Linked DNA regions of Mus musculus: region 2 is linked to region 1. The links are chromatin contacts, found by Hi-C or POLR2A ChIA-PET in ENCODE. All regions are on one chromosome and are shown on one strand. Each heading gives the region's core, a stretch centred on a gene start or an enhancer-like site at or near the end of the contact. The rest is flanking DNA. Distances are from core to core; before and after follow the strand shown.

Region 1 (4,608 bases), core at 730-3,229:
TGTCTAACACAGCAAGGTTCATACATGAGTTGTACAGACAAGTAACTCCTTCCCTCATACTAACATTAAGAGGCCTGGGAGATCAGGGGGACAACTACACACCAAGGGGACCTGGACTTAAACCTGTGCAAGAGGACGGCATCCCACACTAGCAGTTTCCTTTACTGGTTGCAGACAGCAGTACCCATGTGAGGGACAGTGGAGGACGTGGGCTTGTTCCAGCTAACTGTAAGAAGCATTTGCAAGCAGCTAAACCTCTGGGACAGGAACACAGGAAGATATCCCAGAAAAAGAGGCAGAAAATGACACATGAACATAAACTACAGTAGCCTGCATCATTCAAGAACTGCAGAAAGGCAATGAAGAAATGATGGAGTCTCTGCCTAGATATGGACGGAGCAAACTGGAAGAATTCAGGGAAGACCAGAAGAAAGCATCCTCAGGTCATGGCAGAATCTAACACAAACTTAACTATCCAAAAGGAGTGAACATTCACTGTCAATAGGAAGAATAATCAAGCAAGGGAAAGAGGAGAGTCCTTCCTCACACAGTAAATCCAAACAAATAGTCACCCAAATGTACCATCTTTAACAAGAGCATGTTAGTGAAAACAAAGTTTGAATCCCACATGGATTGGGTCGGCAGAAGGGAAGCATGTGTACTTTGTAAGACACCAAAGTGTTGATTGCAGGGGTTTTCCACGGCTCTCACTGGAAGACATGGAATGAATCATAGAGAGTATTTCTCACGTCCATCAAGCATGATTAAATGTTTTCTGACACAGACTGAGGTAGCCTACATTGGCCTTGAATTTGCTATCAAGCAGGGGTTGACCAGAGGGTCCTGCCCCTCCCCCTCACAAATACAGAGATGACAGGAATGTGCCTCACAGTAGGCTCAAGTGTCTTTCTATCACAGGTCTGTTTACTTTAAGTCACAAGAATACACACAGGTCTGTGAGCTCTTCCTTACCCTGCTGACCTGACACAAAAGCCTGGCCCCCTAAAACAAGGCCACGCGAGATTTTCACCAGATACTAATACCCTGCTCATAAACGTTCTCAGGTTCAAGGCCTGATCAAGGCACGTTGACATAATCATAGTGTGCCAAGCAGACATTGTGTCTTATTTACAATTATTCAACCCTACTTTATGAACAGGAAACCTATCCAAGGTTTAAGGAAACCCAGCCCTCAAGGTAAAACCAGGTGGCAGGTTGCCTGCTTTGCTGACTTCCCTCTGTGTATCCACTACATGTGTTTCCTCACCTATAGTCAAAGACTCTCAGTGACCTCCCATCCTGGCAGATCTCTCTGCTCTGTTCCAGATTTTCCCATCTATGACCTGTTGGGACTTGGATTTTTATTCTCTCTTAATTCCTTAACTGATAGGGAAAATGAACATAATCAGGACCGTAGGAGGAGGCCAGGTACAGAGGATAGTGGGGCCAGGTACCCCATTTGCTCTAAAGGTACTGACTGGGGCATCTGACAGCATCCACCTGAGAATGGGGCAGCTAGGGGAGCATGCTTCCCAGCAAAGCTGTCAAAGAGTTCCCAGCACTGCCTCAGGTGCAAGTAGTCATCTCACCATCACTAGCTTGCAATCCTGACCCCTGCTACCAGTCTGTTCCTATGTCCAAGACACCCTGCGGTGTCCTATGAAAACCCTCACCTCAGACACAATCCCAATCGCCCCATTCCTGGTCCAGAACTGCAACCTCACGTGACCCAGCCAGATCAGCACAACAAATCCCAACAGCTTCTTTTCTTCCGTTCTCCCTCCAAGCCCAGGTCCGCTCAGTCCCCACCTTCCCCACACCCACTCTCCCCGCCTTTTCCCAGCCCGATGCTTGCACAAAGCCCCAGGCTGTGCTGTTTCATGAACCAACCTCCATGACAGAGACAACAGGCGTGTACAGCCGTTCAGGACTCTCGCAAAAACTTTGAGGAAGGCACAATGTACAAAACGAAAGCTAAAGTGGGATTGCCTGGATGGCTCCTCGTGATGGCACAGTTGCTTGGACTACATATCCCAGAAGTCTTTGCGAAGCTATTCCTGGAACTGAATGTGGTCTTTCCCTGGTCTTAGATTTGTAGCCTTCTCTCTGTTTTCTTTACTATTATACTATGGTAGGTACTATGGTAGGTACTTGGCCTACTTTAAAGCGCTCGACTCTAATGTAGACTCTGTCATAATACTCAGTATTGCAAATAAATAAATAATACTTGTTCCTTTGCAATTACACTCTGCATGAGACATACATGGATCAGATTCCACATCATGAAAAACAGTTTTGTGTAAATATTAGGATGTATATACTGTGGTTAGTTGGTCAGGGACACATTGAGAGTATAGATCATTTAACAAAGTTAAAACTTTAAAATGTTAATATATATTTAAGAAATTCCTTTTTAGTGGGAGCTGTACTACAATTTTAACGGTCTCCAATGGTTGTTCACAAACACAGGTACACATAAGCCACTGGGTATGTTTGCCCGTTGTTGATGTTGTTGTTCCTTCCCCTGCTCAGATTACACTTGGGAGGACACAGCTCCTGAGGTCACACTGGTATGTGTACTGGCCACTGGCCCATTATCCATTGTTAGAATTCTCTCTGCAGAGGTCTGATCTTTCTTACTCAATTTCCTTTCCCTGCTCTGATCTACAAGTGTTCCTATGTGACAATATTTTGAAAGTCAAAGCATCTGCCCTGAACTAACCTCAGTTTCTCAAAATCAGGACAGAGAAATGATTATTTCAAAAACAAATCAGAAATATCAAATAAGTTTATTGGAATTTGACAATCAAATACGTTAAAAAAAAACACCATACTCTGTAACCTGGAAGCCTCTGAGAGTTTCACTTTCATCTGTTTCTAAGAAAGACAATTCACTTCTCAACATGCCCATAGACTTTAATAGTCCCAAGACAGTCAAAGCCCAAAGTCTCTTGATGTTGTAATTCAATCAATTGCTTATTTCAAAGTGCTTACAAGATTACTCCTTCAACCTACCATGGACCAGTGGAAACCTGCCTTTTCCAAAAGGAGGAATAGTGACCAGGCAGGGAAGGATAAGAATAAGTTCGAGAGGAATGTGCTGTGAAAACCTAACCCCTACATCATCATATGCATTGGGTCTGTGGTTGCTGAATCATTTGGATGTCAAAGAACAGTGTCAACCTAAACTTCATCTGTGTGTTCTAAAGCACAGACATCCCCTTTCTAGATGTTGCTATGTTTCTAACATGAGGCTATGGTGGGGTTCCAAGTCCACTTAGCTGTCACCTGCATGTTTTATGAAGTGTGATCCCACCAAGATATTAGGAAGGACAGTATACACCCTACCAGTTACATGGTGAAGCATTTCTCTTAGCATGGCTGCAAAGCTCCATGCTGACCTACAGGATGCACCTCAGAGCCTCCACAACTAGTACAACATATACAGTGCTGTCCAGTTCTGCTTTCATCTAGGTTAGTATCAGGCCCCAAGAGAGTTTCCTTTGTCGCTGTGTTCTGAACCTGGAGAGCTTTCCTGAAAGTGTAGTTATGAGCATAAAGTCCCCACAATGGGCTTTCCAATGAAATCAAAATTTCAAATGAAATTCCACTTCCACAAGGCAGAGACTTCCATGGATGTGCTCTTGTCACAGAGGAGATTTAATGTTGGCTCTGGACAAAGTACCAGGATTGCCCATCTCTATAACAAGAATAGGGGATCTCACAATGTCTATAACTTTAGATTCACTGAGGTTGTAGAATGAGAATAGTACCCTACAGCCTCATACAACTGATGCTTCGGTCTCAGTTGGTGGGAAATATTTGTGAAAGAGTGGGAGGTGTGACCTTGTCACAAGAAAATGTCACTAGGCTTTTTCATTACACAATAGCATGCAGTTTCCAGTTATCTGTATGTGCTCCAGTGTGGATCAAAGAGTAAGCTGTCTGCTCCTACACAGGACCATGACTGCCTGCTTGCTGCCATGTTCCCTGAAGTGGAATGACTTCTCAGCTCTTCAACCACCAGCAGGAAATCAAACTGCTTTATGTGTTTCCACCACAATGAATAAGACACTCCATTCTGTGATTTTTCCAGTGAAGAACAGAAGAAGAGTCTGCTCCCATCAGACCAGGGTGTAATGACAGACGTAGGAAAGATTCCACCCAAGACTCTATCATGAATCAAGAGTTTACTAGTTTTGCTGACAGGCATTTGATTGAGAGATAGCACAGGAATACAGGTGGCTCAAGGCAGCGACATGTGACTGGATTCTGGGTAAGAACTCAGGAAAGTTGCATGCCTGCAGACGATTCTTGTCTTGTAGGATGCTGCAGTGATAACAGGGTTCTCAGCCTCTATAGTCCTTAATGTTTATATCAGCTTCATCAGTGAGACTCCTGTGAGTCTTGTAAAGAACTCTGAATTCCCCATGCCTACTCACAAGCTTACTTTCTTAAGGCTAATGAAGCCCACCTCCAAAATGTGATGTTTCCTTGGAATGGAAACTGATGTTGGTCAAGTCAAAAGCACATTCATGAGTGAGAGACCAATGAATGCTTCTGTTCGGCACTGCCCTTACCGTCGAAGGACTACTGCTAAAGTGTAGA
Region 2 (4,608 bases), core at 1,190-3,689, 110 kb before region 1:
CATATCCGAAATCCACTCTATAAACCAGGTGTCTCCAACTGAGAGATCCAACTCTCTCTGACCAATAACTAACGGAATTGATTGTATGTAGCATCATAAACAGTGTAAGTTTATTTAATTAAATATTTTATTTTACTTTGCTAGAAGCTTGTGTGTGTGTGTGTGTGTGTGTGTGTATCTATTCTACAATAGATTCGTGATGATTTATGAGCCTCGTGGTGTCAAAATATGGTATCTGATCCTCTAGAACTGCTGCTTGTATGTGCTTGAGAGTCATCATGTGCCTGTTAGAAAACAAACTCATATTCTATAAGACATTAATTACTCTTAGCCATGGAACAATCTCTTTAGCCTGTAAGCATAGATTTTAAAGTGATTTTGCAAAAAATAGAACCTACTAGAGTATGTTTCAAAGAGAGAAAATTAAATGGTCAAGATGTAAAAAAATGATAGTAGGCAGTAAACTTAAAACTGGGATCATGGTCTAAACAAACATATTAGTCCTGAGACTCTGGCTCCAGTAGACTTTTCCATAACTATGCCTGGGTTCCTAATATTCTGCTGAATGAGGCTCCTCTTTGATGATATGTTCAGGTTGTGACTACACCACCGTAACTCCTCCTCCTATTGAATTATACAGCCACAATGCACAGAAATGGAGACTGCAGAAGACTTGTAAATGGATGCTGCATCCTCACGGATGAACACATCTCATGTGAATGACTACCCTCTTACAAATGTGTGCATGAAAAGACACAAACATACATGTATACATATACCATACACACAACTAATTTAAGCTTACCCTTGACTAGCTTACAAATAAATAAGACTCAGACTATGGTTATTTCCATTGGCTTTGACAATTACTGGGGAGGGCAGCCCTCATTTATTCTTCTAACTGCTATCCTGGTGTCCTCCTTTCTTCCCGATGGTATACCCCAGATACTTGCTGTTTCTCATGGCCATGTCTCATCTTTGAGACATGGCATCTTTGTCCTCTTTCCCCATTCTTCCTCCTTTTCCTGGTCTCTCTTCCTTCTCTCTCTCTTCTCGACCCTCTACCAGGTAACTCAAAACCCACCTACCTGTAATTTCTCCAGTAATTGGCTGTAGCCAATTTGATTTAACTAATAGTATTAAATCAAGGAACAAGGTTTGCACAACAGAACCTTGTAAATGTGAGAAGTCTGTGGTAGGCTTAGATCTTCGGGTATAGAATTTAGCATTACATACATAGCAACAGACCAGACCTCAACACATAACACATATTGGAAAACTAGCTATGCTGAGAAATAATAACTTTTGTGGCTTCTGACAATGCCCTTCACTGCAGCATTCAGGAGGAGGACAGACCAGTCATGATGCTTGCCAATCAAGCACAGGTACACACACGTACTGCTCCTTGCCTCTAGTTTCTCTGAGTGAGCAAATGATCTGCATCTCTGGATAAACATACTCCTGAAAAAGAATAGGGACTCTGCACAGTCTTTGCGCTGAAACGGGTTCCTTTTGGATCATTAGGATTCCGGGAAGTATGAAGCCTTTTCTGTAATGGAGTTTGTAACTTTGACTCAAGTATGAACTACACAGGAATAAACCTTCCCATGAAAAGGTAGGGATTCTCAATCCTGCATGTTTCCAGTGTAACTTCTTTATTACAGTGACTTATTTGACAGTAATATGAACATATATCTGATACCTTTGTATTCAAGGAGAAAACACTCAAGTGTTCTATTTAGAAGGGAGGGAAGTTCAAGACAGATAACACTAATGTTCAAATATTTTCAAATATGACCGATGACAGGATCAGTGCAGAGACAGGAAAATCAATAAGAAACATCAAACCTAAGGCAAAGGGAAATCCTGTAAGTGCACAATGGCTCGACAGTCAGTACACACACCATTGTGATCCCAGGAACTCTGCCCCTCCCCTTGGGAGACAGGAAAGCCTGTACTAAGAAAACATCTGCTGGTGACTAGATTTGATCTCCAATTCTTCTATCTTAAGCGACTAAGATGGTTTCAATAGAATCGTAAAGAGATAATGCTCACTCCTACATTAACTTCCTGCTTCCACATTCTTAAATAAAGCAGATCATGAAAGCATGAATTTTTCATTCGTGAATGATTCTATACATAGATCAGAGTTGTAGCAGAGATAACATGGAAACGTGATGAACGTGATTACTGTGAAAGGCTCATCTTACAGGCAAACATTTCGTGCCATGACCAAGGATTTTAAAAGAGCCCAAATTCCATGTGCATGCCCATGTGCAGCTGCTCTCAGTGGACTGTAATCCAGGCAGTGTACAAAAGCTCTTCAGTGGGTTCCCGGAAGTCCTTCCAACTGACTTGTGGGAAATGTAGTCCCATCGCCTGTGACGTCATCAGAAAGAGCTGTCAGCAACAAAATTCCGTATTCTTTCTTCAAACTTCGCTTCTTCTCAAATTTGTGCAGCTGTCCTGTTGAGCGCTGCATTTGGATTTCTGCCATGGAGGTTGGTGCAGGGAACAGCACCATCTTGCAGATCTGAAGGACTGTGCAGGGTGGCGGATAGGGCACAGAGAGTGCCAACTTGGGCTTGTGAGACAGGAAGCTGCTGACCTTGAGGTGCTGTGCTGACCTAGGCTGGGCCACTGTCCCTGGGCACAGGTTTGAAGAGGAGAAGGTTGGAAACAGCAGGATGGCAAGGGCAGGCAGGGTCTGCTCACTGCCTGTGCCTGAGATGCTGACGGGAGCTCACGCATCTTTGCTGGGGAAACGTGCTCTGCCTAGCTGACGGGTTCTCCTGTGGTGGTTGTCAGATTCTTAGGACATACAGAACACGTGGACATCTAGCGCCCCATATACTTTATGTCCTAGAGATTACTCCTGGTTTGAGCTCACACAGCTTCCCAAAGGTCCTAGTGTCTAGGGACAGAGAGTCCTGTGACGGTGATTGTTGTGTGGGTTGTTAGTTACTTTTCCTTTGGAATGAATTGTTAGATTTATGGATGCCTTGGTTAGAGTGGGAATTTCCAATAGACATCTCTGTGACTTGAATCATCACAATACATGGCTATGTAGCCACAGAATAATCTTGTAATTGGTATGAACCTATGTTTGCCCAATCCAGATAATTATGGATTTTGCACATCAAATTAAAATCGCTAGACAGCAGTACCTCAACGGTTCTGAGTATGTGTTCTGTCCAAATTTGGACTTCTTTTCAGATGAGAGACGACTTGGTGTGATGAGAGATTGCTGGGTGGGGCTGGAAAGTCTGAAAGGGAAGAGGAAAATGGCTCTGCTCATCTGCCAGGCTCTGTAAATTGTTCTCTAATCTGCCAGGCTCTGTACATTGCTCTCTAATCTGCCAGGCTCTGTACATTGTACTATGTTTTCTTATCACATGATTTTCTTCTGTCTCTTCACATTGTCAGCAGCGTCTGAACTGTCCTAAATTTAACTGTCTTAAATATTAAATTTTCTGTCCCTCAATGTGACATTCAGGTTTACTGAGGCACCTTTAATAGTTTTAGGAAGAATTCCCCAAGTTTTTCAACTGCTTTGGAACAGCTGGAATATAAATTTGGAAAGCTGTTATACATTTGGGGTCTAATGATTTTTCACATAGGTTCCTGTCTATGCATAGTTCTCCTCCTGAAGGGTTAAGAGAATAGTTTAGTCCAGAGCCATTTGAATAGCCTTGATCTGAGAACACAGATTTACTTTAATCCAAATTCTATGCTCCAACATGGAATCAGTTTCATGGTTTTACAGAACAAAGAATGTCATTAACCAAGGAAAATTTAAAATACTTTGGTGTGAGTCGATAGAAGCATGTACTACGATATATGGGAGATATTCTATTCACCTAAGATACCATCTGCTGAGATTTTAGCTTTTGGATTCATAGAAACTTATGTTCTCCCTTGTCAGTGGATTCTGGGAGGTTTTTATCTATTGTCATAAGCTATGTGGTCCACTATAGAGTGAGGCAAGGACTGACCCTGAAGGTAAAACCAGCCCAAGGTAAGACAGCTAACCCTGAACCTGCAGAATTCCAGGCTCTGCCCCTCGGTGAACTTACACGTGGGCCATCAGACTCTGCACCCACAGACTCCTTACAAGAGTTTTGCATTCACAGAATACACACAGATTTTAGTGTGTGTGTGTGTGTGTGTGTGTGTGTGTGTGTGTGTGTGTGTGTGTGTGTGTGTTTCAAGATTTCTCCTCCACAGCCGCTCCCCCTATCTCAGGGGATCTTGCTTATATTATCACTCTTCAGTCAAACCAAGTGTTTGTGAGCCAGAGCTGGAGCCTGACCTACAGCATTCAAGTCTACTGTCAGGAAGCATGGGCTTCAGACCACCTTGTCCTAGCTACTGGAATTTTCAATGAGTTTGCAACCATATCTAGAATAAATAGACACTTCCTAGTTAATGTTACATATAACAGTTTATCAATTGGGAATTGTGTGCTGCCTTGTGCAACAAAACACAGTCCTTATAATATAGAAAGAGTACATGAGCATCGTCACATATAACTTACAGGCACCAAATATTTATTTATATGTATTTAAAATCAAACAGCCTAATTATTGAAGAGTGAACTTAAGTATA

What was found. A loop is a pair of places that touch in the nucleus more often than their neighbours do. ChIA-PET counts read pairs that join two places held with the same protein, here RNA polymerase II (POLR2A).
Region 2: a map of gastrocnemius shows a loop between it and region 1 (1.9-fold over the local background). The contact joins the promoter of Zfp457 here to the promoter of Zfp455 in region 1. A Hi-C loop is called at or near these places in 1 of 37 maps with a recorded cell type or tissue (gastrocnemius). POLR2A ChIA-PET finds 5 or more read pairs at or near these places in 2 of 5 experiments (Patski and embryonic stem cell).

The regions. Positions count from the first base shown.
Region 1 is chr13:67,191,877-67,196,484 of GRCm38, reverse strand. Zfp455 (zinc finger protein 455) reads right to left here and starts at 1,979. Exons shown (of 4, transcript NM_001048204.1): 1 at 1,891-1,979. The coding sequence starts at 1,896.
Region 2 is chr13:67,304,243-67,308,850 of GRCm38, reverse strand. It overlaps Zfp457 (zinc finger protein 457), which reads left to right and starts at 2,439. Exons shown (of 4, transcript NM_001003666.2): 1 at 2,439-2,501. The coding sequence starts at 2,496.